Linked DNA regions of Mus musculus: region 2 is linked to region 1. Evidence: chromatin loops called from intact Hi-C (ENCODE). Cell type or tissue: heart. All regions are shown on one strand. Each heading gives the region's core, and the rest is flanking DNA. Links, peaks and the distances in the headings are about the cores only.

The links. Hi-C counts contacts between places; a loop is a spot of excess contacts. Peaks named below come from ENCODE experiments on the same cell type or tissue, not always from the same donor. Only the 100,000 strongest peaks of a DNase experiment are listed, where the experiment ranks them.
Region 2: it touches region 1 in a loop (1.9-fold over the local background); 3 of 42 quality-filtered maps call a loop at or near these places.

Annotation. Positions count from the first base shown.
Region 1 is chr3:106,712,534-106,727,493 of GRCm38, reverse strand. It overlaps Lrif1 (ligand dependent nuclear receptor interacting factor 1), which reads right to left and starts at 5,812. Exons shown (of 4, transcript NM_001039488.1): 1 at 5,388-5,812. The coding sequence starts at 5,449. In heart, for the core only: a CTCF peak has its summit at 5,258; DNase peaks (open chromatin) are centred at 5,333 and 5,703; H3K4me3 peaks cover 2,101 bases; H3K27ac peaks cover 1,498 bases.
Region 2 is chr3:106,474,807-106,489,766 of GRCm38, reverse strand. 2010016I18Rik (RIKEN cDNA 2010016I18 gene) reads left to right here and starts at 3,854. Exons shown (of 2, transcript NR_033207.1): 1 at 3,854-3,963; 2 at 6,334-7,781. Dennd2d (DENN/MADD domain containing 2D) reads right to left here and starts at 3,727. Exons shown (of 12, transcript NM_028110.2): 1 at 3,447-3,727; 2 at 2,719-2,894; 3 at 1,804-1,916; 4 at 1,126-1,195. The coding sequence starts at 3,534. In heart, for the core only: a CTCF peak has its summit at 7,340; a DNase peak (open chromatin) is centred at 7,206; H3K4me3 peaks cover 1,325 bases; H3K27ac peaks cover 931 bases; H3K27me3 peaks cover 784 bases.

The sequences.
Region 1 (14,960 bases), core at 3,726-7,725:
GCAGATGCCAACAAGATTTTGATGGCAGGACCCTGATATAGCTGTCTACTGTGAGGCTATGCCAGTGCCTGGCAAATACAGAAGCAGATGCTCACAGTCATTTATTGGATGGAGCACAGGGTCCCCAATGAAGGAGCTAGAGAAAGTACCCAAGGAGATGAAGGGGTCTGTAGCCTCGTAGGAGAAGAAACAATATGAACTAACCAGTACCCCTAGAGCTCCCTGGCACTAAACCACCAATCAAAGAAAACACATGGTGGACTAGTGTCTCTAGCTGCATATGTAACAGAGGATTGCATAGTTGGTCATCTATGGGAGGAGAACCCCATGATCTTGTGAAGATTCTATGTCCCAGTATAGGGGAATGCCAGGGCCAGGGAGTGGGAGTGGGAGTGGGTGGGTTGGGGAGCAGGGGGAGAGAGGAGCGAATAGGGGGTTTTGGAGAGGAAACTAGGAAAGGGATAGTACTTGAAATGTAAATGAAGAAAATATCTAAAAAAATAAAAAAGAATGATAATAAAAAAGAAAACTAGGAGTACAAGAAAAAGAAAAGTAGAGGTTATGAGGGATATTTTCACAGTGTAAAATATACACTTGTATGGAATTCTAAACATATAAATTTGTATTTCTACATTATAGACAAAAAGATAGTACGTATATATAGCTAACAACTTTAACTGTCAAGAGGGGAAAATCGTACAAAGTAGCCAGAGGGGAAGTGGAGTCAGAGGGGATTTTTTTTTTCTTAAACTGAAATAAACCAGAGCATATATAAATCAGTACTTTATTTTTTCCTTCCTTTCTTCCTCTCTTTTTCTTTTTATTTTATTTCTATTGTGATTTTGAAGAAAGTAAGATTTCGTTTTTAAAGGTTGGAGTCATATAGGATTATAAAAAGATTATAAGGCAGATATAAGACCAATGAGAGGAACTTGTTATATAGTGTTAATAAACTACAACAAAGAAACAGTATCCTATAAAGTTGTCTTGAAGTTCTCTTTTGTGGTTTATTTTCTGTGACTCTACTAAAATGTCACTCTCAAAGTTTATCAAGTATGCCTTCAAACTTAAGCCTGTCATTCTTTCACCTGTTCTTTACATGGGGTGACAGTTACTATACCTTCCTTATGAAGTTCTTCTCTTTCATGCTTTCTATTGATCCCAATGTGTTTGTTTTTCTTGACTTTAATATCTCTGTATTAACTTTTCTGCACTTTACATATTCATCTTTGATTATTTTTCCAAATATACTTCTTGCCCAGTTCAGTTTAACCCTGTTTTACTCCTTCAAGATTTTCCCCTTAAGAAGAGACTGAACTAATTTTCAAGGCTTTAACTATTTCTCTCAATTATTTCCTTTGCAATAAAGACCATTTTAGTACATATTTTTACTCCTAACCCACATTTAATTTTCATTTTATAATTGTGGTCTTTTGAAAAATATTTTAATTTAAATACCAGAATTTAAAATTCAACAAGTTAAAATTAATCTTTATTAAAACGAGTACTATACTCTACTTTCCAACCATGTAACAGCATTGATTTCTATTCACATATTGAGCTCACATAGATTAATCATTCAATTAGCTTTGACTTATCTGTATTACTTTTTAAATCCATTTATAGCAACACAAATACATGCTTACAAACTGTACACAGCTAAGAAATATAACTGAACAAAGAGACTTTTTAATATTTCATATTCTATGTTAAAAAAATATACTATATGACAAAAAATATACTATATGCAGTATTATCTCTCTCTCCCTCTCCCTCTCTCTCTCCCCAACTGCCACTTACCCACCAAAGACAGAAAAACAAATGTGGCTTTCTCAAGCCTACATATTATTAGAAATTCATATAATCTATCACAGACCACAAATTCTTTAAGGCTAGCTTATTCTATTCATATCTCCTCTGTGTCTAATAGAGCAAATTAACGTGTTAGTTGAATTGATTCCTACAAGCTATTAAAATATGATTTGATTTACTACAACAAAATTAAATGAGTTCTTAAAACTGAAATGTGAACTTCCAAAGAGAAAAGTGGTAAGTCAGAATAAAATTCATACATACTCTTTCAACCAATAAATACATTTTTCAGATTTAGTAGGAATCTTTGACTTAACAATTTAACTAAAAATCACTACACTTTCTTCAAGATATTCCATTTTCTTAGAGATCACATTGTGTAGTCTAATGTCACCAATAGGTTACTTAGAATTATTAGGCAGTTTAGTCACTTAGAATGTTTAGCGCATTAATTATACATTAGACTATTTGAACTGAGAAATGACACTGAAAAAAAAAAAAACAAAATTTTAAGACTTAAAAAGAGAAAGGAGAAATATAAAGATTACATACAGGCTTCTAATTTTGACTCTTAGACATACTGGCTAACTAAGTTTGGAAAAACCTATGTAACCACAGTGGCATATATTTATAGTTCCAGGTACTTAGAAACTCAAGTAGGAGTGGGAGGATCACTAAGTCTCAGTTTAAGACAGCCTGATCAATGCAGTCATAGCCTAACTCAAAATTAAAAGTCCTGATAAACATGCTAACAAAACTAATTTCTGAGGTTTCTGGTTTTGTTTTTTACTACTCTATATGGATATTTTATCACTCATGGATTAGAAATGAAATAATTAACATGTTGGAGGCTAATGAAATTTTATGGTTTTGAAAATAACGTATTTTCATCTGTTAGGAGACCAAACTTTCCCTTCTTGCTATTTATAAAAAATATGTAAGAAGTTATATGTTACAATTCATATAATATTAAATACTATATATTATTAATGGAATAATATCACCATTAATTTTAATCCTAAAAGCCAAGCAATATAGACCTCCACTGTCATCAACATTTTAGCTGAAAAAAAAATACAAGGGTTTAAAATATTTTCAATAACTTATACAGAATTACATGCTTTCCTTAAGGAATCTTATTTATACTTTATATAAAAAGCAAGGTTCAACAATTCAATTGCATAAGTCCAGTTAGCTTATATGGTGTTAATGTCTCTCCAAGTTTACTCTGAAGTTGTAAAGATAAAACTTTACAACCAAAGACATCAACCAGCAATGAAACATTTTCTTCCCAAGTGAATGAAGCCACATGCTGAGAGCAGTAATTTTAACTGGACATTTGTCTTTGTCTCATTTAATTCACAAATATTGACAAGAAAGCTTCTCAATAAATCTTAGTAATTTCCTAATAAGGTATGTGTAATTTTTATTCCATTTCTTTAAATCTAATTCTCTACCATCTTATCCAAGCCCTCGGATTTCTGAAGTCATCTGAAATACAATCTTCATTCTAAATCAGCACGGTCACTAGTTACTCAAACCTATTTTAATCTCATCAATCCTATTCCAAAAATTTTCTGCACACTCAATCTCCAATAGATGAAATAGTTACCAGACCAAAGCAAACGTTAGAGCTATTATGCTACCTGTGGTACACAACTGAGTAAATAAGAATTCAATGCAAATCTTAATAATTAAATGACTACTACACTGCAAATATACAGATTTTTGCATTGTTCTTATAAAACTGAGTTTCCTATTTTTATGCTTGATTAAATTACATACATTAAGTAATAAATATTCTCTATGACAATACTACTCCGAATATGTTATGATATCAGAAAATTTAAGAAATAAAAGCATGAAAATATAACAAGGCACAAGAAAATAAGCCAATGAATTAAAGAAGTTGAAAGTAACCAAAACATAATTGAATTTAAGATATTTTTCTGACTTAAAAATTTGCCAAAATTGTTAGAAAGTGTTTAAAAGAGAGCCCAAGGGCATAATAAAAAACTTTAATGCACCACTTAATCTTATAGGACTGGAAAAGAATATGATCTTAAACACATAAGTTATATCATCTATAATATATCATATACAGGTAAAACATATAAAATTATTGACTAAAAAGCATTTCTTCTACTTTTGCTTCTCTGTATAGGATACAATTTATCTTTAAATTTCCACAAAATACAGACTACCAAAGAGCCGTCTCTATTGCTATATAACAGTTCTTTCTATGTTAACAGCTCACTAGTTACTGTTAATGACTTTGGGGGGGGTACTTGCATAGTAACAGCTTCCTAAAGATTCAGCTACTGGCAAGGCTGACACAGGATGGTCACTTGTTTTTGTTAGAGCATTGTTTTAAAGGAAAATGTGTGTGTGTGTTTTTTTTAAAATCACTATTGGTTTTTCATTGCAATTTGGGTTTGTATATACTTGTAACTAAAAGAAACCTAGAAACAGGACACAAATTCATGTTCTTAAACTTGGAGCAAATATTTAAATAATCCTTTCTTTCTTAAATTATTTCTTTTCTGTTGTTATCAAAATATTCCCTGATACCATTATTTTTATTAGAAAGTGAAACATTAGTCTCATAAATGGTAACAAACAAAGCTGCAATAAACACCAGGTAGATTTTCTTTTTTCAACCACAATCCCCTTTCATCAGTTTTGCTCTTAGATTTTATGTTGTTCATTTACCTTCTACAGACTTACTAATCTTTGCTTCTCAACAAGCACTCATTAACTCTGGAAAGCATAAATTAAAGAATTGTTCCTTAAGGAATATTCTGTTGTTCCTGCTTTTATTTCATCTGGATTAACACAAAATTAAAAGAAAAATGTTACTGGTGATACATTTCCAAACCAAAGACTGTCAGAACCCTTTGTAATCCTAACACGAGGTAAACCCAGGCTGTATTGTGGACAGTCCTGGCTATAGTGAGTTTCCTACCTAACCAGAGCCATACAGTGTTCCAACTGTTCCTTTGTAGAGACAACCAATGAGATGCACCCCTTTTAGACCCGTTTCAAATGTGTTACCTGGAAAAACACATTTCAAGTTTTTACTTTTCTCCATATTAGTTGAAATTTTCAAATACTAAAGTCCCTTGTTCTAGAACACATTTTCTAAGTACATTAAAATGGGACTATTTTCACTTGAAGTTACAGCGCCGCGGGGCTGCACTTGCTAATCCACGATGGGTGTTTTGGTAAGTGTTTGAGATTCTTGGAGCATCGCCAAGTTGGTTTTACTTCCGTGGGTATCTACTTGTTCCGCCTATGAAATTCGAGCGGGTGGCGTAGGGCGCGCTGGGGGCCAGGAGATGGTAGCTGCGTTGTAATCGCGGGCTGCTTTACATTTTGGAGAGGACTGGGAGCCAAGGGCTCTGCACTGGTGTGCAGTGGGTGCGGTGTAAGGAGGTGTGCTGTGATGGCGCTGTGCTCCCACATCCCCGCAGCTAGCACCCGGTGCGCGCGGCTGAACGTCAGCTGACGCGGCCATGACAACCTAAGTCACAGGGTGTGGGCGGGCGCCTGAAGAACTGGGAACTGGTACTTACCAGCGCGAGCCTGACTTTTCCTCTGCGGTTTTCAGAATGACGCTCTGGAGACTATTAGACATTTTAGATGGGTGGGAGGGGATAGGGCAGTGAATACTGGGGGGACAGCGTCCCCAAGTAGGCGCGAACCAGAGCACGGGTGTGGAAGGGCAGCGTCTGAGGCGAGCGAACAGAAGGGTGTGACGGGAGATAGTTGAGAGGGCGGCTCCCCCAGCTTCCGTGGGAAGTGGCTGTAGAAGCCGGAAGACTCCTACCTCAGGCAAGCTCACAGTTTTCCGGCGAGTCTCTTCTGGCTACGTGACGCATCACAGCCAGTCAGAGAGGACGTGGGGGGCGTGGCATCAATAGCACCACCCACGACAGGGCCTGATCGGAGTCTGCGCCCACTAAAACCGAGCTCCTAGAGCCAGGGATCCTAGGCATACAGCTACGTCACATATGGTTACCAAGGCGAATGGATCGCCATGGCCCCGCCCTTATGACGTGGTCCAATCGACAGCGAAGGTTGAGGTCTCTTCTTCCGGATCAAAGGAGGAACTAAAAGAGAAAGTGCTTTCACTGCCTACATGAAATGAAATACTTCCGGTGTCAGGCTTAAATTGTCTGCACTTGTACATGCGCTTTTGCAAGCCAATGTAATAATGTCCTCCTTAGCAGTTTTATTCAGTAGACACAGATAGGCATTTGGTAGTTGCCATAAATTGTTGAAAACCTTTATCTCCCTTCTCATGGCTAGAAGTGATTATTTTTTTCTGTTTCTTGAAGTTTTGCTCTACATTAATCGATTAACCATTTTCTCCATTCCCACACTAACACCTCAGTTAAAACTGTATCTTACTGTCATGTATTCAATTCTTTGAGTGTCTGTGCATTAAATCCCCTGTATAAACTTTTTGAAACTCTTAATTTCCAGAAACCAGCTCTAAGAATTCTCTAGAGTCCTGCAGTTAATGACTATTTGAGAATTGGGATCATACTGTTTAATGGGTAGGAGGAATTATAGTTTAATTAGGTGTGGAATATTATGAAAGTGTTTTCAAAGATAAAATTTTATTTGACATAGGCAATCTTGTATGCTGCAGTGTTCAAATTCAGGACACTGATAAGGTAGACAATTTGAAGGTTTATATGGTTATTTAAAAATGGAATTACCAGGCTTAGTGACACACATATGCAATTCTAGCGCTTGGAAAGTACAAGCAAGACGATAGGGGCTTTAAGATCACCCTTGGCTACTTAGTAGAAGGCCATCAAGAACTACATGAAATCTAGTCTCACAAAAAGGGAAGAAGAAAGGTTTACTCATACCCCTAACTGCTAAACGTTAAAGATTTTTAAGAACTTCAGGTTTTGATATGTCAAGAGAAAGTATCATTTTCCTATTTTTGTATAGCACATTTATTTGACAATAAAGTACCCTGTTCTCATACTAAAGACATCAGGAAAGATAGGCAGACCTTAATGCTTTCAAGCTTTATGGCATCTTTTGTCTATGTAATCAAAGTTACTAGGAAAAAACAACAATGACAACAACAACTAAAACAAACAAACAAAAAAATCAAATGCGTTTTGCTACACATTGCTGTGCACACCTTTTATTCCAGAACTCAGGAAGAGGCAGGTGGGTCTCTGAATTTGAGGTCAGCCTAGTCACCAAAGTGAGTTTCAGGTTAGCCAGGGTTATACAGTGAGAACCCTCTCTAAGAGTTTGTGTGTGTCTAAGTGTGTGTGTGTGTTGTGTGTGGGGGGGGGGGGTACGGCACTTGGGAGGCTGCCTACCTTGTTTGCTATCTTATCAATTGCCATTTATTGATTATATTTTCCAGTCGGGCTTTTCTTATTCATCTGGGTTAAAGCTTCAAGACTAATTATCACAGGTTGTGCTATCCAGATGTTGGGAGGACAAGAAGTTTATTAGATTATCAGTTTCAGTGAAAGAAAAATTTGGCAGAGAGAGAAATTAGCCTGAGATACATTTCAACAAAAATCTTCTCTGCCTCAGTCCAATTCTGAAATAGCCCTCAAACTTTTTCCTGTAGAGGAAGAAAACATGAGGGTTTATGCTTATAATAATCAGTCACTGCACCCATGCTGTGACCAAAAGAAAAATGGAGTTTCATTCCCACATTTAAGAAAGAATTCTGTAGCCAAGGCAATTATGGAAAGAGGCTGATATTTGAGGCATGCCTATTGGCAAGAGTCCAAGTACTATAATAATAAGACCATAGCCACATCAGAAGAAAATCCTGGGAGTTGGATCATAGCATCCTACATGCTTATTAAACAATTCTTGCAGCTCTTTATTACAATTAATGCAGTTTATCTCACACTTAAAATCTTTAGTCAGCAACATCATTATTCTCTCACTCTTGAAGAAACAGCAATATGCTTTTCTTTCTAACTTTTGATCTACTTGGTGTGTTATAAGGGTCCATTTCTGTTTATTAAATAAATGAGTTCTCATTCCTTGTTTCTCTTATTTTCTAAAACTATTTGTCCCCAGCTGATAATATCCCTTCCCATGATTTTAATTACTACCTCTTACCTATTATTACTCTACAAAATGTATACATAATAGCATATTCTAGGCACTGATATGTGCATTATAAATAGACACTCATTTATGGCAAAAATAACCCAGTAAAATCATTATACAAAAAATTAAGAAATTAAGAAACTAGCCATTGAAAGAGCAAACAACTCTCTGGAAGTTACACAGTTGGTAATTGGTAGAGCTAAGTTTTAAATTTAGGTTGTTTGTCTGAAGATTCTATGTCTCTCACTCTTAATTTGCAAAATATATATTCAGTAATTATCATTACATGTAGCTGGGTTTTAATGTACATTGGTGAGATCTATTGAGTGTTTTAAAAAATCATCTTCAAATGAAATATGTTCAAAAATAGCCAGAAGCAGGAAATAACCCAGATGTCCCTCAACCAAAGAATGGATACAGAAAATGTGGTTCATTTACACAAAGGAATGGTATTCAGCTATTAAAAATGAAGACATCATGATTCTTTCAGGCAAATGGATATAACTAGAAAATATCATCATGAGTGAGGTAACTCAGATCAAAAGGACATGCATAGTATGTACTCACTCACTGATAAGTAGATAGTAGCCAAAAAGTACAGAATATCTAGGATACAACTTACAGAAAGATAACAAGCAGAAATGCCCAAATGAGGAGACTTCAACCCCACTCTGAAGGGGGAAGGATACGGGTGGGAGACTGGAGGAGGGAAAGGAGAACGGGATCAAATATTGAGGGGGAAGTGGACAGGGGAGAAGCCCATAGGGCCTAGAGAATAAATGGAAATAAGCAGCCTCAGGGAGTGGGAGGTGGGGAACCCTCTAGAGAGTATCAGTACCAGAGACCTAGGAGGTGAAACACTCTCAGGACTCATTGGGTGTGACCTCAAACAAAATGCCCAACACTGGGGAAAGGTAACTGAAAGAGTCCACCTCAAGTAGATAAGACATGGCCTCAAGTGGAGGGACAGAGTTACTAACTAACCCACAGTCAAAATTCCTGATCCAGAATTGTTCCTATCTAAAAGAACAGCAGAGACAAAAATGGAGAAGAGACTGAATTAAAGGAGGTCCAATGACTGTCACAACTTGGGATGCATCTCACTGGGGATGTTTGTGCGGGGAACCAAGGCCTGATACTACTATGCTATGATGTGCTTACAGACAGGAGCTTAGCATGGCTGTTCTCAGATAAGCTCTACCAGCAGCTGACTGTTACACCAAACCATTGGACTGAAATCAGAGACTTATATGGTTGAAATAGGGGAAGGACTGAAGAAGCTGAAAGGGAAAGCAACTCCATAGGAAGATCAGCAATCTCAACTAACCCAGACTCCAGGGAGCTTCCAGAAACTGAGCCACCAACCAGAAGCATCCATGGGCATGCTTTTATTTGGAAGAATGTGGATTTTGAGACTTTGGATTTGGAAAGCCATGGAATCCTTTAAATGGGCTTAATGGGCTATCCTAGTAGGAATATGGAAGACTTTGTTATTGAGAGTGATTTAAATTATGTGAACCTAGCCCAGGAGGCTTCAGTGAGAATTTCAATCTGTGGCTTAGGGACCATTTTTGTGGTATTTTAGTGAAGAATGTGGCTAGTTTTTGCCCTTGTCTTAAGAATCTGCCTGAGGCTAAGGTGAAGAGACTCGGATAATTGCATTGACAAAGGAAGTCTCAGAAATGCCCATCATAGACTTTGTTCTCTGGTTAAATCTCATGAAGAGCATTTTAAACAAGCATAGCAAGATGAGGAAGGGGAAGTATAAAATATATGGTTTGAGTATTAAAGGGGCACCAGGAAGTAAAATGGAGCTGAGTCCTGTGTTCAAGGATATTAAATTGAATTAAGGGAGTAGTGATCTTGCGGCAAGATCCCACCATATTAAATTTAGGTCTAGGCATGGAAATACAAGCCTTTATTCCCAAGAGACAAAGCCAAACAGATCTGAGTGCAAGACCAGCCTAGGACAAAACAGATTCTAGCTGAAACAACCAAGCAAACAAACAAAAACAGTTTAAATCCAGGCATGTTGGAACAGGCCTTTAATCCCAACATTTCAGATGACAGAGCCATGCAGATCTCTGAGTTCAAGGTCAGTCTATAGAGTGAGTTCCAGGACAGCCAAGCTTAGGCAGAGAAAGAGAGAGAGTTCTATATCTTTTCATATTGTTTACCTGATCTTGATTTATATTTGGTGGAGTACAAATTTTTTAGATGTTTCTTATGATTCTGTAGATTTTCTTGTTGTCTGTTGTGATGTCACCCAGTTTGTCCCCATTTCTATTAATTTGGATCTTCTTTCTGTGTCTTTCAGTTAATTTGGCTAAAAGTTTATCAATCTCATTGATTTTTGTCAAAAATATCCATGTTTTATGCAATTGATTCTATGTAGTTTTGTTTGTTTGTGTGTGCCTAGTTTACTGATTTCCAACACAAATTTGATTATTTCTTGCTAGCTATTCCTTTTGGATGTAATTTTTTTCTTCCTTTCTTCCTCTTTTTTGTTAGTTTGGATTTGTGGGGATTTGTTTTGTTTTTGTTCTTGTTCTAGCACTTTCAGGTGTGATTTTAATTTATTTATTAGAGATCTCTCCAGAGTTTTGTTTTGTTTTATGGATGCATTTGTGCTTTTAGAACCACCTTCATTGTGTCCCATAGGCCTGTGTATGTTGTGTTTTCATTTTCATTTAGTCTCCATGTAGAAGAATGCAAATAGATCCAGATCTATCGATCAAGGACAACTGTTCAAAAAAGATACATACTTTCAGGCCTGAGCCTTCTGCCTGGGCAGATCACCAGCATCTACGCTCCTCTGCAGACCCCACAAGTCTCCAGGTCCCCCAAGAGATATGATAAAGCCAGGGCCACAGTAAGGGGCTCCCCCAAATAACCACAGAAGATGGCAACCCTGAGGAGCCTAGCATACTCAGGACTTATCTCCACCCCATCTGCACCCCTGCACAAACTCTGCCAGTGCCTTCCACCTGCAAGATCATCAGTGAGTCTGTGCCTCTTAAGATCCCAGAGTCTGAAAGCCTCCAAGGATACCTGCAGTAATTTAAGTACACCAGAGGCAGGCTTCAGACAGAGTCACGCAGGCCAGTTAGCAGAGATAACCAGATGGGAAGAGGCAAGCACAGGACCATAAACAAGAGAAGCCAATATATTCTGGCACGATCAGAACTCAGTTCTCCCACCTCAGCAAGCTCTGGATACACCAACACACCTGAAAACCAGGATACTGAACTAAAATCCTATCTCATGAAGATAAGAGAATTCTCTAAGGAGAATATAAATAACTCGCTGAAAGAAATACAGGAAAACACAGGCAAACAGATAGAAGCCTATAAAGAGGAAACAAACTCCTTAAAGAAATACAGGACCAGGCGGTGGTGGCACATGCCTTTAATCCCAGCACTTGGGAGCCAGAGGCAGGCAGATTTCTGAGTTTGAGGCCAGCCTGGTCTAAAAAGTGAGTTCCAGGACAAGATTTCTGAGTTTGAGGCCAGCCTGGTCTAAAAAGTGAGTTCCAGGACAGCCAGGGCTATGCAGAGAAACACTATCTGGAAACAAACAAATAAACAAACAAACATACAGGAAACCACAAACAGTTGAAGGAACTGAACAAAGCAGTCCGAGACCTAACATTGGAAGTAGAAACAATAAAGAAAACACAAAAATACAGATACAAGCATCAACAACAGTATAGAAAAGATAGAATACAGAATCTCAGGCATACAAGATACCTTAGAAGATACTGACACAACGGTCAAAGAAAATTCAAAACATAAAATACTCCTAACCTAAAATATCCAGGAAACCCAAGACAGTGAAAAGACATAAGAAAATAGGAATAGAAGAGAGTGAAGATACCCAGCTCAAAGAGCCAGAAAATATCTTCAACAAAATCATAGATGAAAACATCCCCAACTTAAGGAAATAAGGGTTTAGTGAAGAGTTCTATCAGACCTTCAAAGAGGACCTAATTCCAATGCTCCTCAAACAATTCCACAAAACAGAAACAGAAGGTACTCTACTCAATTCATTCTATGAAGCCACAATTACTCTGATACCTAAACCACACAAAGTCCCAACAAATTAAGAGAACTTCAGACCAATTTCCCTTATGAATATCGAAGCAAAAATACTCAATAAAATTCTCAAAAACTGAATCCAAGAACACATCAAAACAATCATCCATCATGATCAAGTAGGCTTCATCCTAGGGATGCAGGGATAGTTCAATATATGAAAATCCAACAATGTAAACCATTATATAAACAAACTCAAAGACAAAAAAAAAAAAAAACCCACAATCTACAGACTCAATGCAATTCCCATCAAAATTCCAACTCTATTCTTCACAGAGTTCGAAAGTACAATTTTCAAATTCATCTGGAATAAGAAAAAAACATAGGATAGCAAAAACAATTGTCAAGAATAAAAGAACCTCTGGTGGAATCACCATCCCTGACCTCAAGCTGTACTACAGAGCAATTGTGATTAAAAACTGCATGGTACTGATACAGTGACAGACAGGTAGATCAACAGAATAGGATTGAAGACCCAGAAATGAACCTACACACCTATGGTCACTTGATCTTTGACAAAGAAGCTAAAACCATCCAGTGTAAAGAAGACAGGGGTCTTCTTTACACTGTGCCAGCAGCAGGGATGCAGGAAACACGCCTGACCAGGGGCTCAAGTCCCATCCAGTTGGCGCCAGCTCCAGGTCACCTTGGGTGGGAACTCGGCAGATGATCTCAAGGTCTCCAGAGGACTCTCCACGAGATCTTGGGATCACTGGGGAGTGGAACACAACATCTGTTCCAAACTGTGATGGGCCTGTGACAGCAAGAGCAAAGACACAGGAGCCCTGCCTGACCAGCAGCTTGCATTCCTTCTGGTCGATGCTAGTATAACTTGGTTTCAAACACACCAGACAGCCCCACAGTCCCCAGAGGAGACACCACTTCCAGGCGCTGTAACACGCCCAGGATCTTAGGATTACAGTATACCAGGAGCTTGGACACACCAGGATCTCAGGGTCTCAGAGGAAGTTTGACTGCCAAGAATTCTGACACACCCAGAATCTCAGGTTCACAGGATCCCAATATCACAGGATCACAGAGAAACCTAGATTCTGAGGAGTCCTGAATCAACCATGATTATAGGAAGGACAGGCTCCAATCAGATATATTGAGGGCAGCAAGCACTTGAGATAATCAGGTGGCAGAAGGCAAGCAATAAAAACAGAAGCAACAGAAATCGAGGCTACCTGAAAAAATGTTCAACATCCTTAATCATCAGGGAAATGCAAATCAAAACAACCCTGAGATTCCACCTCACACCAGTCAGAATGGCTAAGATCAAAAATTCAGGTGACAGCAGATGCTGGCGTGGATGTGGAGAAAGAGGAACACTCCTCCATTGTTGGTGGGATTGCAGGCTTGTACAACCACTCTGGAAATCAGTCTGGCGGTTCCTCAGAAAATTGGACATAGTACTACCGGAGGATCCAGCAATACCTCTCCTGGGCATATATCCAGAAGATGCCCCAACTGGTAAGAAGGACACATGCTCCACTATGTTCATAGCAGCCTTATTTATAATAGCCAGAAGCTGGAAAGAACCCAGATGCCCCTCAACAGAGGAATGGATACAGAAAATGTGGAACATCTACACAATGGAGTACTACTCAGCTATTAAAAAGAATGAATTTATGAAATTCCTAGGCAAATGGATGGACCTGGAGGGCATCATCCTGAGTGAGGTAACACATTCACAAAGGAACTCACACAATATGTACTCACTGATAAGTGGATATTAGCCCAAAACCTAGGATACCCAAGATATAAGATACAATTTCCTAAACACATGAAACTCAAGAAAAATGAAGACTGAAGTGTGGACACTATGCCCCTCCTTAGAAGTGGGAACAAAACACCCTTGGAAGGAGTTACAGAGACAAAGTTTGGAGCTGAGATGAAAGGATGGTCCATGTAGAGACTGCCATATCCAGGGATCCACCCCATAATCAGCATCCAAACGCTGACACCATTGCATACACTAGCAAGATTTTATCGAAAGGACCCAGATGTAGCTGTCTCTTGTGAGACTATGCCGGGGCCTAGCAAACAAAGAAGTGGATGCTCACAGTCAGCTAATGGATGGATCACAGGGCTCCCAATGGAGGAGCTAGAGAAAGTACCCAAGGAGCTAAAGGGATCTGCAACCCTATATGTGGAACAACATTATGAACTAACCAGTACCCCGGAGCTCTTGACTCTAGCTGCATATGTATCAAAAGATGGCCTAGTCGGCCATCACTGGAAAGAGAGGCCCATTGGACACGCAAACTTTATATGCCCCAGTACAGGGGAACGCCAGGGCCGAAAAGGGGGAGTGGGTGGGTAGGGGATTGGGGGTGGGTGGGTATGGGGGACTTTTGGTATAGCATTGGAAATGTAAATGAGCTAAATACCTAATAAAAAATGGAAAAAAAAAAGAAATCGAGGCTAGTTGGCATCATCAGAACCGAACACTCCCACCATAGCAAGTACTGGATATACCTTTGCACCAGAAAAGGAAGATATGTATCTAAAGTCACTTCTCATGACGATGATAGAGAACTTTAAGAAGGAAATAAATAACTCCCTTAAAGAAATACAGGAGAACACATCTAATCAGGTGAAAGAATTGAACAAAACCATCCAGGATCTAAAAATAGAAGTAAAAACAATAAAGAAATCACAAAGGGAGACCACTCTGAAAATAGAAAACCTAGAAAAGAAGTCAGGAGCCAATGATGCAAGCATAGCCAACAAAATACAAGAGATAGAAGAGAGAATCTCAGGTACAGAAGATACCATAGAAAACATTGACATAACAATAAAAAAAATGCAAAATGCAAAAAGATTCTAACACAAAACGTCCAGGAAATGCAGGACACAATGAGAAGACCAAACCTAAGGATAGTAAGTATAGACGAGAAGGAAGATTTCCAACTTAAAGGGCCAGTAAATATCTTCGAC
Region 2 (14,960 bases), core at 5,476-9,475, 240 kb after region 1:
CACACACACACACACACACACACAGACATAATTAAAAATAAAATAAGGTGGCACACGCCTTTAATTCCAGCACTCGGGAGGCAGAGGCAGGCGGATTTCTGAATTCGAGGCCAGCCTGGTCTACAAAGTGAGTTCCAGGACAGCCAGGGCTATACAGAGAAACCCTGTCTAAAAAAAAAGGGGGGGGGTACAGGAGGGTTAGAGAGATGACTCAATGGTTAAGACCATTTGCTGCATTTGCAGAAGACCCAGGCTTGGGTCTCAGCACCTACACTGCAGCTTGCCACCATTTGTAACTAACTCAGTTCCAGAGAATCTAGCTCCCTATTCTGTCCTCCATGGGCAACAGGCATGCACACAGTGCACTTGCATACATGCAGTCAAACACTCATACACTTTTAAAATAATAAAGGAAAAGGATTAAAAACATGAAATTAGAGAGATGAATGTTTGGGAAGAGAAAAGGAACTGGTGTGGTGGGCATGGTCACACATAAAATACATGATCACACATAAAAAAACCCAACTATGAAGCCTATTTGTTTATACAATGGGTATGTGCTGAGATGAGGAGGAAGAGAGAGAAGAGGGGGGAGGAGAAGCAGGAAAAAGGTGATAGTGGCAGCCTTCTGGGGCTAGTAACCCAACGGTAAACACTGACTCATGGCCAACATGAGCTTAAGTTCAGTGAGAACAAAACCAAGTTTGTCTTAGCCATGAGGAAATGTCTAAAGAGGAAAGGGCTATAAAGGTGTCTAGAGAGTCCTTGTCCTGAAAGCCAAGAATTAAACCTTATCATTCAAATCTCAGAGTGTCTGGGAGGCTCCATGGAACAAGACAAGCAGGCCTGGGTGCAGAAGACTACAGTAAGAGGGTCCAACTGGAACCTCTTCCTGTGTGTAGAATTGTTAAGCTGGGAGGACACAGGCCAGAGCCTTGTGGTAGCAGAGGAGAGGGGCAGCACGTCCTTGTTCTTGTGGGATTCCTGAAGGGACACTAACATGGCGGCACATGCTGATGTGTATTCTCCCTACATGCACCATTCCCACCAAGCCTAAGCTTTTGTAGCCGTGTCTTTGGCAAGCCCAGCCTTGGAGAGGAAGGGGCGGTTCTGAATTGCACCAACCAGGAGGCGCCTGCAGTATCCGATCTTCCTGCTCCCATCCACATTGGTCAGGACAAATGAGAAGGTCTCCCTAAGAGAGAGCAGACCAATGGTGTTCATTTGCTCACTGGATCCTAAAACAAGAGTGAAGTCAGCTTCAGAGGAGGGGAGAGGAAGACAAAGGGGAGCTGCTGATTAATCATGGGGATAATCACAGCAGTCACTTACTAAGCACTTGATGGTGTCAAGCTCTAATGCATCGCCTCATTCGAGACTCAACTAAACATTTCTGAAGAAGGTTCAATTATTATCACCACTTTAAGGACCAGGTAAGTAAGGCTCTGAGGTTACTTCTTATCTAAAAATTGAAGTCCTGGTCTGCTTCCAGTGTTCATGATGCAAGCAAGAACCATTTCCTTATTGTAGAGGCCAAAGTCTTTCTCTCCAGTCCAGAGTAGAAAAAGATAAATAAATAAAAACATTTTTAAAAGGCAATTTCTTCTTCTAGGAAGAGGTAAGAGACTCTTTAAAGTCTTCAGAGAGAAAGTCAAGTCACAGCTTCAATCATTTGTCTAAAGGATCCCAAGCAAAATATTTCCCTGGCAAAAACTCAGCATTCATACCAGGTGAGGGGACAAGAGCCACGCATTTGCCCTTCTATCCAAATCTGATACCCTTTCCTGCAGGCTGAGTGGTTACCTGGGATACTCTGTGAGTGGTGCCCACTCATTTCCATCAGGGAAGCAGAACAAAGGGATGGCACTGAGCAACCGGTCCTCCTCCTCCTGCTGACCTCGGAGCAGGTTCTCCCTCTGTCAGGAAAAGACAGTGGAATTTAGGCAAAGAAGCAGAGGTCAGAAGCCTGTCAGCCTTCTTTCTGACCAACATGGGGTACAAAGGTGCCTTTGGTTGGTACCATACAGTCTGAACTCTAAGTCTAGCTGGAAGAACCTCAAAGAGAAAGCAATTTGTTCTGGGCCACATCAATGTAACCTTGGGTTGGAATTCAGTATCCTGAGGATTTACATATTCAAAAAGAAGATTAGAAAGGTCAGCTGGACCAACCTCCTGAGAGGGTGGCATCAGAGAGAAACCACATCATAGAAAAGAAGCAACCCTTCCAGTTGCTAAACCTTCTAACAAGAGAGGCTGGTAAGAAGGGGACATTACGCCTCACCCAGTGCATGATCAGGCAAGAAGAGATCTAATACTTTGGGAGACTGATCTTAGGCTGTGCTTGAGTCGGGGGCCTGCTTGATTCTCTACCACACAACCAGGAAGGCCATCCCTTCTTAGTAGTTCCAGCAGAAGCTGAGTTTTCCTGTAGGAAAAGGTGACTGAGGTGGAATTTGGAAGAACTGAAGGTTTCCCACAGGGGCAAGAGCATTGTTTCCCTGCTCCAGAGTTTCAGTCAGTCCTTCACAAAGCAGTCAGACCTAGATTCTCTGGGTGATTACAGAAAACTAGGGCTGGGCTACAAAGGAAACTAGAGCAGTGAGCTCAGGGCTAGAGCCCAGGCAGCGTGGTAAGACATAGAACTCCTCTATTACCTTTTAAACACACCTTCGTCCTCCCACCTCCATCCTCAGGCCCCACTTCTCCCTCCATCCTTACCTTGGGAAACTGGTAAGTGATCGTGGGCTCATAGTCATCCCCTAAACGCTTTTTCTTTAAAGAAACAACAAGAAGGTATTCAAAGAAGTGCTGGCCTCCAGCAAAGCTAGATGGAGAATGCTCCTGGATCCTTTCTGGCTCTGTGACAGCTTCCCCAGGATTGTTCTGGGATTGTCCTAAAATGGAGATGCAAGGGTCTCTTGAGTATTCTTTCCACTCCTCCATTCTGTAGTGCGAGCGAGAATCTGGGCAACAACCATGCCTCAAGGCTACAGTGCCAAGCCTGACCAGGCACCACCAGGCAGGATCAGAGCCAAGGGGGCAATTTCCATACCTGCCCTGGGAAACTTGAAACTGTGGAGTGACACAGGAAGAAAAGAAAACACTGATGTAGAACCGAGGAGCCATGCCATGCTGTGGAGGTTCTTGGAGGCCTGATGCCTGACACTGTATAGTCTGCCTGATGCAACAGTTCTGGGTATTTTGTGAGCCCTGAGTAAATTTGCACTAAATAATCAGAGTAGACCCATAGGGCATTTTTTGGTAATTATAGCAAGACCTCTGCAACAGACGGGACTAGCTCTGCAAACTGATAAGGCAATCCTCCTGGCTTGACCACATGGGGGCCATGTGGGTTTGAGCATATAAAGGAAAAAGAGGATCACTACAGCAGGAATCAGCCCATAAAAAGATCATCCGAAAAAGGAAGTAGGCAATCCAGTTCTGACCTGCTCGAAGTCGTGGCAAGCGATTTCGGAGCAGCCTGAGGGTTCGGCCTACCCCTTGTCCTTCCATCATTCTGAGCTTTGGGGGCATGGATGTTCTTTCTCCTTCAGGCTGGCCACAGAAAGCCTGAGAAAGTGCCTTCTGCCTTGGTCTCCAATCACAACTTTATTGAGCTGAGCCACACGCTGTCTCCCAAAGGCAGAGAGCAGTTTCCATCCTGTGTACTCCGTAATTGAGCAAGAAGGATGTGAAAGGACCCACGAGGCAGCTTAGTGTGGGCACTGACAGAAGCAGCATCCTGGCACTACAACTCAGCTCTTGGCTCCTCCCAAGAGCCCCAGGGTGTGGTAACAGAAAAGGTCATGAGCAAACATCTCAAGGCACAGCTGCTTCTGGGCCAAGGGCTTTCAATTCCAGTGCTTGCAGACCATGTGGTGAGTTTATTTACAAACCCAGGCAGCGAGGGATGCCTGTGAAGATCAGACTATGGACTCCAGTGCCTCGTGGGGCACAGCACAGGTATTTTACATCCCTCATCCTCCACTGCTCACGATCACCTTTTCAAGCAATCGTCGGGAGCTGCAAAGTCCCACCAGGCCAACTGGCGAATCTAAAACATCAAGGATCTTCAGGAACCCAGGACTGAACACTTCTTGCAGCCAAGATGCCAGATTGCCCTGATTCAGATAAGTAGACTTGCCCACTCATTCTCTAAATGTACTAATAACTTGTAACAGGAGAGGCCCACCTCTGAGAGGCCCAGATATACAGAATAGCTGTGAAGGTGATTACTTCACCCACTCCTCCCTGGCAATCTTTCCTGATCTAAGGCATAAATCTCTCTCACTATTCCAGGGTTCCGGAAGAATCCTTTCTCTCACCATCTTTACTAAAAGGAAGCAATGACTCGGGAAATCGTCCCCAGCTTAGAGTAGGAGCCTAGTTGCATCAGCAGCTGTAGGGGTACAGAGCATCTTCACCCCTCCCCTACCCCTGCTCAGCCTTTCCTCTGGTTGGGCCAGGACAAGCTAAACAGCAGGCCCAGTACTATGTCTAGAGATTGAGGAAGAGGAGAAAAGTAGTCGCTGATACCCTGGGTTATTAAACAGAAAGTCCTGAATAAGGAAATGTACAGGATAAGAGGAAGGAGACTTTGCCCAGAAGTAACTTAATGGGGAGGGAAGAAGTAAAAGGATCTGGTGCCTGTGTCTGCCACTCCTGCAAAGAATTAGCAGCCCTCTGGGAGGGAGTGTGTTGCTATGGTAAGAAGGAAGGCTGTCACCCTACTCCTAAGAGCACTGAAACTGTGGCACTGGTAAAATGCAGGACTCAGAAACCCAACATTGACTTGTGGCGGAAGCAGCAATCATAGTACAGATGATGAGAGTTGGGATCTTGAGAACGGGGAAGCAAGACACCACAGAAAGTACTTGTGTCTTACTTGTAGCCTGTATAGACATGTTGCATAATCTTTACTGGTTGCCTTACGGAGCAAGAGCATGCCTAGTACAGAAAGGAAAACCGAGGCATTAAGTCACTCGGAGGCAATTGAAAATGAACAGGATCTGTACAAAGTGAACGTCATAAAAAGTTCCAAATCCAGGCTCAGGCCTTCTGGTGTATTACACAGTAAACATCTCCCGGTAGGAAGAGGTAGTGGGTGGAGTGGGATGGGTGGCGAGCAAATGGCTTGGGGGGCCAGAGTCATCTTCCTGGTCATCCCAGAAGCTCAGGAAATGTCTTTTCCTCAGTCCTTGGGGCTGGCTTTTCACTCCATTTCCTCCTGCTTTATCAGGAGAAACAAGGGACCAGCAATGTCAGAAATCCCAGACCAATGAAAAGTAACTAAGACCTTTGGGCTGAGGCTCAAGATCCAACAGAGTGTTTTCTCCTTCTCCCCCTTTCAAAAGGGGTTCTCACAGAAAAGCACGAGAAGGATCAATATGCATCAAACTCCTCTATAGTAGAAGGCACCTCACTTGACCCGGATGCCCTGGAATGGATTATTATCCTCAATTTTAATTGAGGGAGGAGCCACTCCTCTAGGGAAGTCAGGCGTCTGGTTATACTTGTTCCTCCAACAGGAAGCCCCTCCCACAACCACCTGAAGGAAGAGAGGGGACTTTAGGGAACCTTGATCTGAAAAGCTGTTGTGTGTTCTTTGCTGAACTGCTAGCAACCCAGAATCACCGTAACAGTCTTCCCTACCAGTGTTTTACACACACACACACACACACACACACACACACACACACACATCTCTAAGACAAAACAGCCTGAGCCAGTGAACCAGAAGGGGAAATCCCCCAGGAAGCAAGAGGACAGTAAGAAAGATGAAAGAGTCACACCCATATGACCTGACAGGTGCTAAAGTTGTGACCAGGTACATATAGAATGCCTGCCTTCCTGTTCCTCCACCACAAGGAAGATCCTCCAGGTACCATTGCTAGCCATATGCTGCTGTGAGGGTAAGGTGGAGAACAACTGAAATGTGTCCTCTGAGCCCTAGGAAGCAGACCCTAGCCATTCAGTAGCAGATTACTCAGGTCCAGGAAGCCCAAGAAAACCAAGCCAGAACTCTGTAGCAAAAAGAGGACTTATCTCCTCCCAACATACTGCTCCAGCCATTGCTGCCCTCTCCCTGGCACGCAGGTAGAAGAGGCATATGCCATAACGACCAGGCTGGAAGAGTGTGGTAGAAGCGAGAAGGTACAAAGAGCAGAGCAGTCACAAGTCCCTACAGTTACGAGAAGGAAGTACCGACCTCAGCTCTGAGGCCTCTTATGAGAGGGGGCCACTGATATCTTCACTTGCAAATTCAGGAAGAGGCGAGCTCTCTGGGAATGACTCTTACAAACTGGTTTTTTTTTTTTTTTTTTTTTTTTCCAGAAGCATGGGCTCTGTCTGAACAAACCCGAGGGTGACAGCTCAGCCATAGCACTGGCCAGACATAAACAGCAACAGATGTTTGTTGAATGAATGGATACATTAATGAATCCTAATTGCCCTTCTTCCAAGTCCCAGTGCTCCAGATAAGGAGAAAGGAAACGGATGGCACATCTAATTTCATCCCTATAATCCACCCTGGACAGGGAAAAGATTCCAATTTTACAGGTCAGAACTCAAGGTCCGGATTGAGGAAACAGCTGAGCTGATCTACCTGGCTGCTCTACTGAGGTCAGTGCTAAGGGCTTGGGGAGACCAGTTTTTGTGGCACGGTTATCTGCAAGGCAGGGACAAGCTGGATCTCCTCGGGAACTGAAAAAAAAAATCCAGTTAAGTAGGGAAGGGAAGCGCCTCCCGGAGGGCTTGACGGCCTAAGCTCTTTAGCCACAAAGTGGCTGCACCACAAGCTTCCTGGATAGAAGGACACGTGGCCCTTGGGGCCCCACAACCTTTGTAGGTTTCTGGCCACCAGGTTCCCCCTTGACCCAGCAGATCTGTCCCCTTGTTGACCTCTACCTGTTCCCTTGAGCTCACCTGCCTCCTGCCCAGCCCTCACAGATCCCGCCCAAACTGATCCACGTTCCTGACCCCAGTGCCGCACCGAGCCTATAGTTCGGGGGACCCCACGCCCTCTTTCCCCCGCGCGTTGTGGCCCGCACTAACCCCGCTGGCCGCGTTTCAGTCTCAGGCTGGCTCGGAGGCGGCGGCCGAGCCCATCCATGGCCCCTCCAGTGCCCAGCGCCTGCTCCCACGTCCGCGCCAGCCCCGCCCCCCAAATCCTTGACCTTCTTGGGGCCCTGGAACTTTCACTTTCACGCGGGAGGCGCAAGGAGGGGGTGGGGCGGGGCAGCGCACCTTCCGGGCTCCTGCCCAACCCCTGGCGCACCTGGGCTGGCCGCTCTTCTCGGGTCCTCACCCTACCCCTCTGCGCCTCTAGGCTCGGGGTGCCAGAGGGCGCCAGCGCGTCCATCCGGGAGGGGCGGTACCATCTCATTGTCACCCTTTGTGAAACTTCACCTTCTGAAACACTCTGGTAGGTGCCTAAAGAGAGAGACCCCTACCTCCAGGGCAAGGACTGGAAGATGCGCCTCCCTGGTGTTTCCAAACTATCCGGAGGAGTAGAACTCTCAGACCGCATGCCCTTCTAACCAACTCCTCCACGCCTGCTCTTACAACTATTCAGAGTCGCTGGCTACTTCCAGACCTTTTTGTCTTTTCTACTTAGGCACCCCAGAAAAGGGACTGAAGAAGTGGATGAAGGTAGTGACCCTGCCTTCCAATCGATTTTGTTAGTCCACAGATGAACATAATACCAGCCAGGATAATACCTACCTGGCTGCCATAAATAAAGATTTCTCAATGTCAGAGAGTGGGATTAAAAAAACTTTCTGTAAACTGTTATATGACATAAATGTAAAGCATTCCTATGGTCAGCATTGCAATGCAGCTGTTCTCTGCTCATCTCCACTGACTTCTAAATAGGCTCAGGTTTTAAACTGCAGTTATTAACTATGGCACTGTGATAAGCACCTGCTGGGGGTTCTGTGGTACATCCTTTCTTCCTCCCAGGTTATTTGTAAGAGAGGGATAAGCAGAGCCAACTTAAACCCTCCACGTTCTTCCAAGGTCTTAACCTTGACTTCAGGAGTGAGACACAAACCAAAGCAAAATCCCACAAGATGACTGTGATCCACAGTCCTCTTCAGCCTCTTCATGCCTCATCCCCAGGTGGTTCCACAGCCCTCAGCTCTATAGTTCAGAAGGAGCTGGGCAAGCAGCCCTTGCATTAAACTGACCACTATGAGTTGCCTTTACTCTAGGTGCAAGCAACTTGCATCTAATTTTAATTATATAGCGTAGTTCTGTTTCCCATTCTCTGGATTCTTGCATGAAATAACATGAAAGGATGTGGCTGTCTCCAAGTGCCTTGTCTTATGAGATCTGCAGCTTCTCTATCTCTCATAAGAGAAGGGGCTGCTCAAGAAAACCTTGTCTAACTTGTTGATGCTCTTGTGCTCTTGTGTCTTAATTGGTCCAATCTAATTTACAGTGTTCCCAAACAGAGCTTTCTTTCTTCAAAAGAAAAACCAGATGATTATGAATATATGTGTATCAAGAAGACAAGAACAAGAAGATTAATGGAAACTGTTGAACAAGTCTTTATATGGAAACAACCCCAAGGGTTCATTAATACAAAATAGGTGAATTGTGACACATACACACACACACACACACACACACACACACACACGTGTTGTTTATGCAGCAACAAAATTAAATAATCCCTCAGTGCATGCAATATTATGTCCATACTTACAAGTATGAGCAAGAGATACCAGACACAAAAGAAATATGCTTCAGTTTATATAAAGCTTAAAACAAAGCTAACCCACTGGATGGGCAGTCAGGATAGTACATCTTTTAGGGAGGAAGGAGGAAATAATGGTGGGTGAATACTATGAGACCTCTGGTGGGATTTTGGGGATGACCATGTCTATGCCTAACCTGAGGGTAAGGATATTCACTAGGTGGTCATTCTTTGCACTAAAGATTTAGGAACTTTGCATAGTTGTATGAGACTTTCACTTAGAGTAATGTCAGGATGACAGGTAATGACAGCAGTGAAATGGAGGTGGAAAAGGGCCAAGAATGAAATGAAATATTATTGAAATATGAGGAAGTAAAACCTATATTTCTGAGAAATATGAATAACAGCAGAAGAATTCGTTGTTCTAGAAGTGAAGGGATATTTGTGTTTAACGTGGTGGGTTCTTTGAGAAAGACAAGAAAGCATTTGTGGGCAGATAGGAATGTTTCTCTCCCCCTTGTAGCAAGTCCACTTCTCCCCATATATTTCTGTTTCTACTTTCATGGAATTTTTCAAAGTTAGGTTTTTCATGTGAGAAAAAAATGCTGTATTTATCTAAGTCTGGTTATTTTACTTAATATGGTGATCTCCAGTGCATTCATCTTCTTGAATATGTCATAATTTTTCTCTTCTTCACAGTTGAACAATACTTCAATGTGTATAAACCACACTTTTTATCCATTCATGCTATGGATCGGTACCTAGGCTGATTCCATAACGTGACTATTTTATACAGCCAAACAATGGGCATGGGTGTATAGACATCCCCAGAGCTTCATGTCATGAGAAGTGGAAAAGAAGAAACCTGTCAGCTGGGAACTCTGTGGAAGCTTTTGCCAGTAGGCAAGCAAGAATTTCAGCCCAATTACCAAGTGCCTAAGGCCATCTCCCTCCAAGCCATAATCCTGATGATTTTTCTAAGAAGAAAAAAGGAGAGGGAGTCTAAGTAACCTTTTGAGAAATAGCTTAAGAGTCAACAAGGTTCTCTCTCTGTCTCTCTGTGTCTGTCTGTCTGTCTGTCTGTCTCTCTCTCTCTCTCTCTCTCTGTGTGTGTGTAAGACAATTGCTTATTCTCCCTTGAGGCGAGCATGCGCACAGGTGCCTCTTACCTCCCCTTCTTCTCCCTTGGGAAGCACATACTCCAACCTGGGCATGTAGCATTTCTTCTGAGTACTTCTCATTCTCATAATAACGCTTAGGCCTATATTAAAATCATCATTTAACAGATTTTAATCTCTTCTTCACTATACTGACCAGTCTCAAAATTCTCTTCCATGTCAAGGCCCTCTCCTCTAATTTGGCCTGAGTCGAGGTACTTACAAGTCTAGGAGAAGTGAAGCTGGTGAGGGTAGCAGTGTGGGACTGTCACCACTGACATCCCTCTTATATGTTGACTTCTGCTCCTTTAGGTATACACCCAAGAGTGACTTAAGAAAATTATGTGGTAATTCTAGTTTTGGTTTTCTGAGAGATCTCTACTGTGATTTCCATAGTGGTTGTACTAGTTTACATTTCTATTAGAATTGTTTCTTTTCTCCTACATTCTTTTCTTTCTTTACTTTTGTCTTCTTGATGATGATTTTGACTGAAGTGAGATACAATCTCAGTATAATTTTGATTAGAATTTTCTTTATGACTAAGAATGTTCAAACATTTAAAAGATGTATTCCTTGGCGATCTATATTTCTTCTTGTGAGAACTATCTGAGATAGATGTGGTGATCAACACTGGCAATATTTTCAACACTTGGGAGGCAGAGTCAGGAGGATCAGAATTTCAAAATCATAACTACACAAGGAGTTAGAAGCCAGCTTGGGCTACATGAATCCCTGCCTCAGAAGATAATAGACAAGCACCAACAAAAGCTAGACCACTGCTATATCTGAACTACACATCTTTCAAGACCCACCCTTGGTGACCCATTTCTATTAACCAGGCTCTCCACATAAAGTTGAGCACCAGATGTTTAAACATATGAGCTCTTTAGAAAATTTCAGACTCAAAGCACAGCATTTTGCCCCAGGTACTCAGAGGCTAATGGTAGTCTCATAGTGCAAAACTCAGTCAGTCCTATTGTCCCTTCCCAGGGAGTCACAGCTGTAGGCAAAGGTGTTTCCTCCCTTTTCTGTGTAGCCTTTCTGCTTCTCCATGCTTTGTAGGGACATTATCATCAACTCCTATGCTCTTCTCTTTTTCCATGATAGCATCTGTGCTCTGCTATCCTGACTGATCACACATACGAAGCTTCTAATCAGCCATCTTTGCCACGGACCACCCCATTCAGGTATGGGGATCCCTAGAATGAGGGTCCTTGAAGCTAGGTGGGTAAGGATTCGGCAGTGACAAACAGAAACAAACACAGAGGCAGTTTGAATCTGAGTGTATTCTGCAGCTCTCAAGCAGGAGGTTTTACACATTAAAAACAAAAACAAAAACAAACAAAAAAACACAAACATTACATCTCTTAGAAACTATCCAATGAAACAATCACAGATACCAGCAAAAATCATTTGGAACAGTAAAGCACAAAAATCATCCAAGCATTACAACTCTGAAACTACGTATTCAGTGAATGACAAATAGAACAGGTAACATCATTATAAATCATCAAAATATAAAAATTCTAAAAGGATGTATTCTGTGGGGGTTGTTGTCCACGGCTAGTGGCATATTTCCAGGAGCAGGTTAATAAATGTTTAACGATCAGTGCTCTTAACCACTGAACTAACTTTCGAGCCCCATGGTCAACTATTATTTAACATCTAGTGCCTGAATTTTTATAATCTTCAATGTATAAATTCAAACTATTTAAATTCTTTCTAATTATGGCTTTCTTTACCATATACCAAAATCCACCTCCGATGACACGTGTAGCCATATGAAATTTTATTGTTGGGAAAGTTTTTTTTATCATCATAGTTTTGTAAATGATTTAGAAAGTAAAGTGTTGGTTTCCCTGGGGATAAGGTCATGTTAGTGGCCCCATCTCTAGGGATGGTTTCTTACCCATTATTCTCGCTTAAGATCTTGGCCTAGGCTACCAGGAACATGTAAATAAGAAAAGGAATAAGAGGAAACAAAACAGATAGATTGCCATGAGAACTAAGACTCAATATTTTTTCTCCAGCGAAGAGTTTCACAACTGGTTCCAGGAGGCCTCCCTCTCCCCATTTTGAGGTCGATCGCCTCAGTCTCTGGAACTTGTCACACAGATCCTACTGGAAGTGGTATGGCACATCTTATCCCCAAAGTCTAAAATTCTGCTTTAATTGGAAGAAAATTGGAAAGGAATAAAAGAAATAAATGTAAAAATGATACATTCACCAATAACGAAGGGAAAGCATGAGAGACCTTAGTTTCTGTAAAAGCAAAGGTTTTCTCCTCCCCCTTTATTCTTCTCCCAATCTCCTCCAGTCTGGTGTGTGTGTGTGTGTGGTGTGTGTGGTGTGTGTGTGTGGTGTGTGTGTGTGTGTGTGGTGTGGTGTGGTGTGGTGTGTGGTGTGTGTGTGTGGTGTGTATGTGGTGTGTGTGTGGGGTGTGTGTGTGTGTGGTGTTGTGTGCTGTGGTGTGTGTGTGTGTGTGTGTGTGTGTGTGTGTGTGTGTGTGTGTGGTGTGTGGTGTGTGTATTGAGACAGGGTTTCTCTGTATAGCCCTGGCTGTCCTGGAACTCACTTTGTAGACCAGGCTGGCCTCGAACTCAGAAATCCACCTGCCTCTGCCTCCCAAGTGCTGGGATTAAAGGCATGCACCACCACACCCGGCTTCCAGTCTGGCCTTTTAAGTGAAAGAAAAGTCTTCTCCTTTTTTTTTTTCCTGTGTGGGGAAGTTGGAGGATCTTATAAGCAAACACACACACACACACACACACACACACACACACACACACACACCCTTACTTCACTGAGGGATGCAGTGGAACATGATAGAATGAACTTAGGCATCTGATATTCACAAATGTGGACTTCAGCCCCACTTCTGCTCACAGTTCATTCTTGGTTTAGGCAAGCTCATGGCCTCATTTTTCCTGAGAGCATAAAACCACCTGGCAGGGCTGTTGTGAAGAGTAGAAAGAGCATGCTTGAATGTGTATGCAATCCAGGTTCTTTTCTTTACTCATCTTTTAACCCTTAACTCATTGTAGTCTCAATACAGTTTAAAAACAGAAGGTACGAGTGGTTGTACAAGCTTGCAATCCCACCAACAATGGAGGAGTGTTGCTCTTTCTCCACATCCTCGCCAGCAACTGCTGTCACCTGAATTTTTGATCTTAGACATTCTGACTGGTGTGAGGTGGAATCTCAGGGTTGTTTTGATTTGCATTTCCCTGATGGTTAAGGATGTTGAACATTTTTTCAGGTGCTTCTCTGCCATTCGGTATTCCTCGGGTGAGAATTCTTTGTTCAGTTCTGAGCCCCATTTTTTAATGGAGTATTTTGATTTTTTGGAGTCCACCTTCTTGAGTTCTTTATATATATTGGTTATTAGTCCCCTATCTGATTCGAGATAGGTAAAGATCCTTTCCCAATCTGTTGGTGATCTTTTTGTCTTATTGACCGTGTCTTTTGCCTTGCAGAAGCTTTGCAACTTTATGAGGTCCCATTTATCAATTCTCAATCTTACAGCACAAGCCATTGCTGTTCTATTCAGGAATTTTTCCCCTGTACCCATATCTTCGAGGCTTTTCCCTACTTTCTCCTCTATAAGTTTCAGTGTCTCTGGTTTTATGTGGAGTTCCTTAATCCACTTAGATTTGACCTTAGTACAAGGAGATAGGAATGGATCAATTCGCATTCTTCTACATGATAACCGCCAGTTGTGCCAGTACCATTTGTTGAAAATGCTGTCTTTTTTCCACTGGATGGTTTTTGCTCCCTTGTCAAAGATCAAGTGACCATAGGTGTGTGGGTTCATCTCAGGGTCTTCAATTCTGTTCCATTGGTCTACTTGTCTGTCATTATACCAGTACCATGCAGTTTTTATCACAATTGCTCTGTAGTACAGCTTTAGGTCAGGCATGGTGATTCCACCAGAGGTTCTTTTATCCTTGAGAAGACTTTTTGCTATCCTAGGTTTTTGGTTGTTCCAGATGAATTTGCAGATTGCCCTTTCTAATTCCTTGAAGAGTTGAGTTGGAATTTTGATGGGGATTGCATTGAATCTGTAGATTGCTTTTGGCAAGATAGTCATTTTTACAATGTTGATCCTGCCAATCCATGAGCATGGGAGATCTTTCCATCTTCTGAGATCTTACCCAGATGCCCCTCAACAAAGGAATGGATACAGAAAATGTGGTACATTTACACAATGGAGTACTACTCAGGTATTAAAAGGAATGAATTTATGAAATTCCTAGGCAAATGGATGGACCTGGAGGGCATCATCTTGAGTGAGGTAACACAATCACAAAGGAACTCACACAATATGTACTCACTGATAAGTGGATATTAGCCCAAAAACTTAGGATACCCAAGATATAAGATACAATTTGTTAAACGCATGAAACTCAAGAAGAATGAAGACCAAAGTGTGGACACTGTGCCCCTTCTTAGAATTGGGAACAAAACACCCATGGAAAGAGTTACAGAGATAAAGTTTGGAGCTGTGAAGAAAGGATGGACCGTCTAAAGACTGCCATATCCAGGGATACATCCCATAATCAGCGTCCAAACGCTGACACCATTGCATACACTAGCAAGATTTTATCGAAAGGACCCAGATGTAGCTGTCTCTTGTGAGACTATGCAGGGGCCTAGCAAGCACAGAAGTGGATGCTCACAGTCAGCTATTGGATGGATTACAGGGCCCCCAATGGAGGAGCTAGAGAAAGTACCCAAGGAGCTAAAGGGATCTGCAACCCTATAGGTGGAACAACAATATGAACTAACCAGTACCCCAGAGCTCTTGACTCTAGCTGCATATGTATCAAAAGATGGCCTAGTTGGCCATCACTGGAAAGAGAGGCCCATTGGACTTGCAAACTTTATATGCCCCAGTACAGGGAAACGCCAGGGCCAAAAAGTGGGAGTAGGTGGGTAGGGGAGTGGGGTGGGGGAGTGTATTGGGGACTTTTTGGATAGCATTGGAAATATAAATGAGGAAAATACCTAATTAAAAAAAATAAAAAACAGAAGGTACGATAACACTCCTGCTTCTGGCCATCTCTCAGAAACCCCAAGAAACACCCAATTCTAGCTCTGCCAGG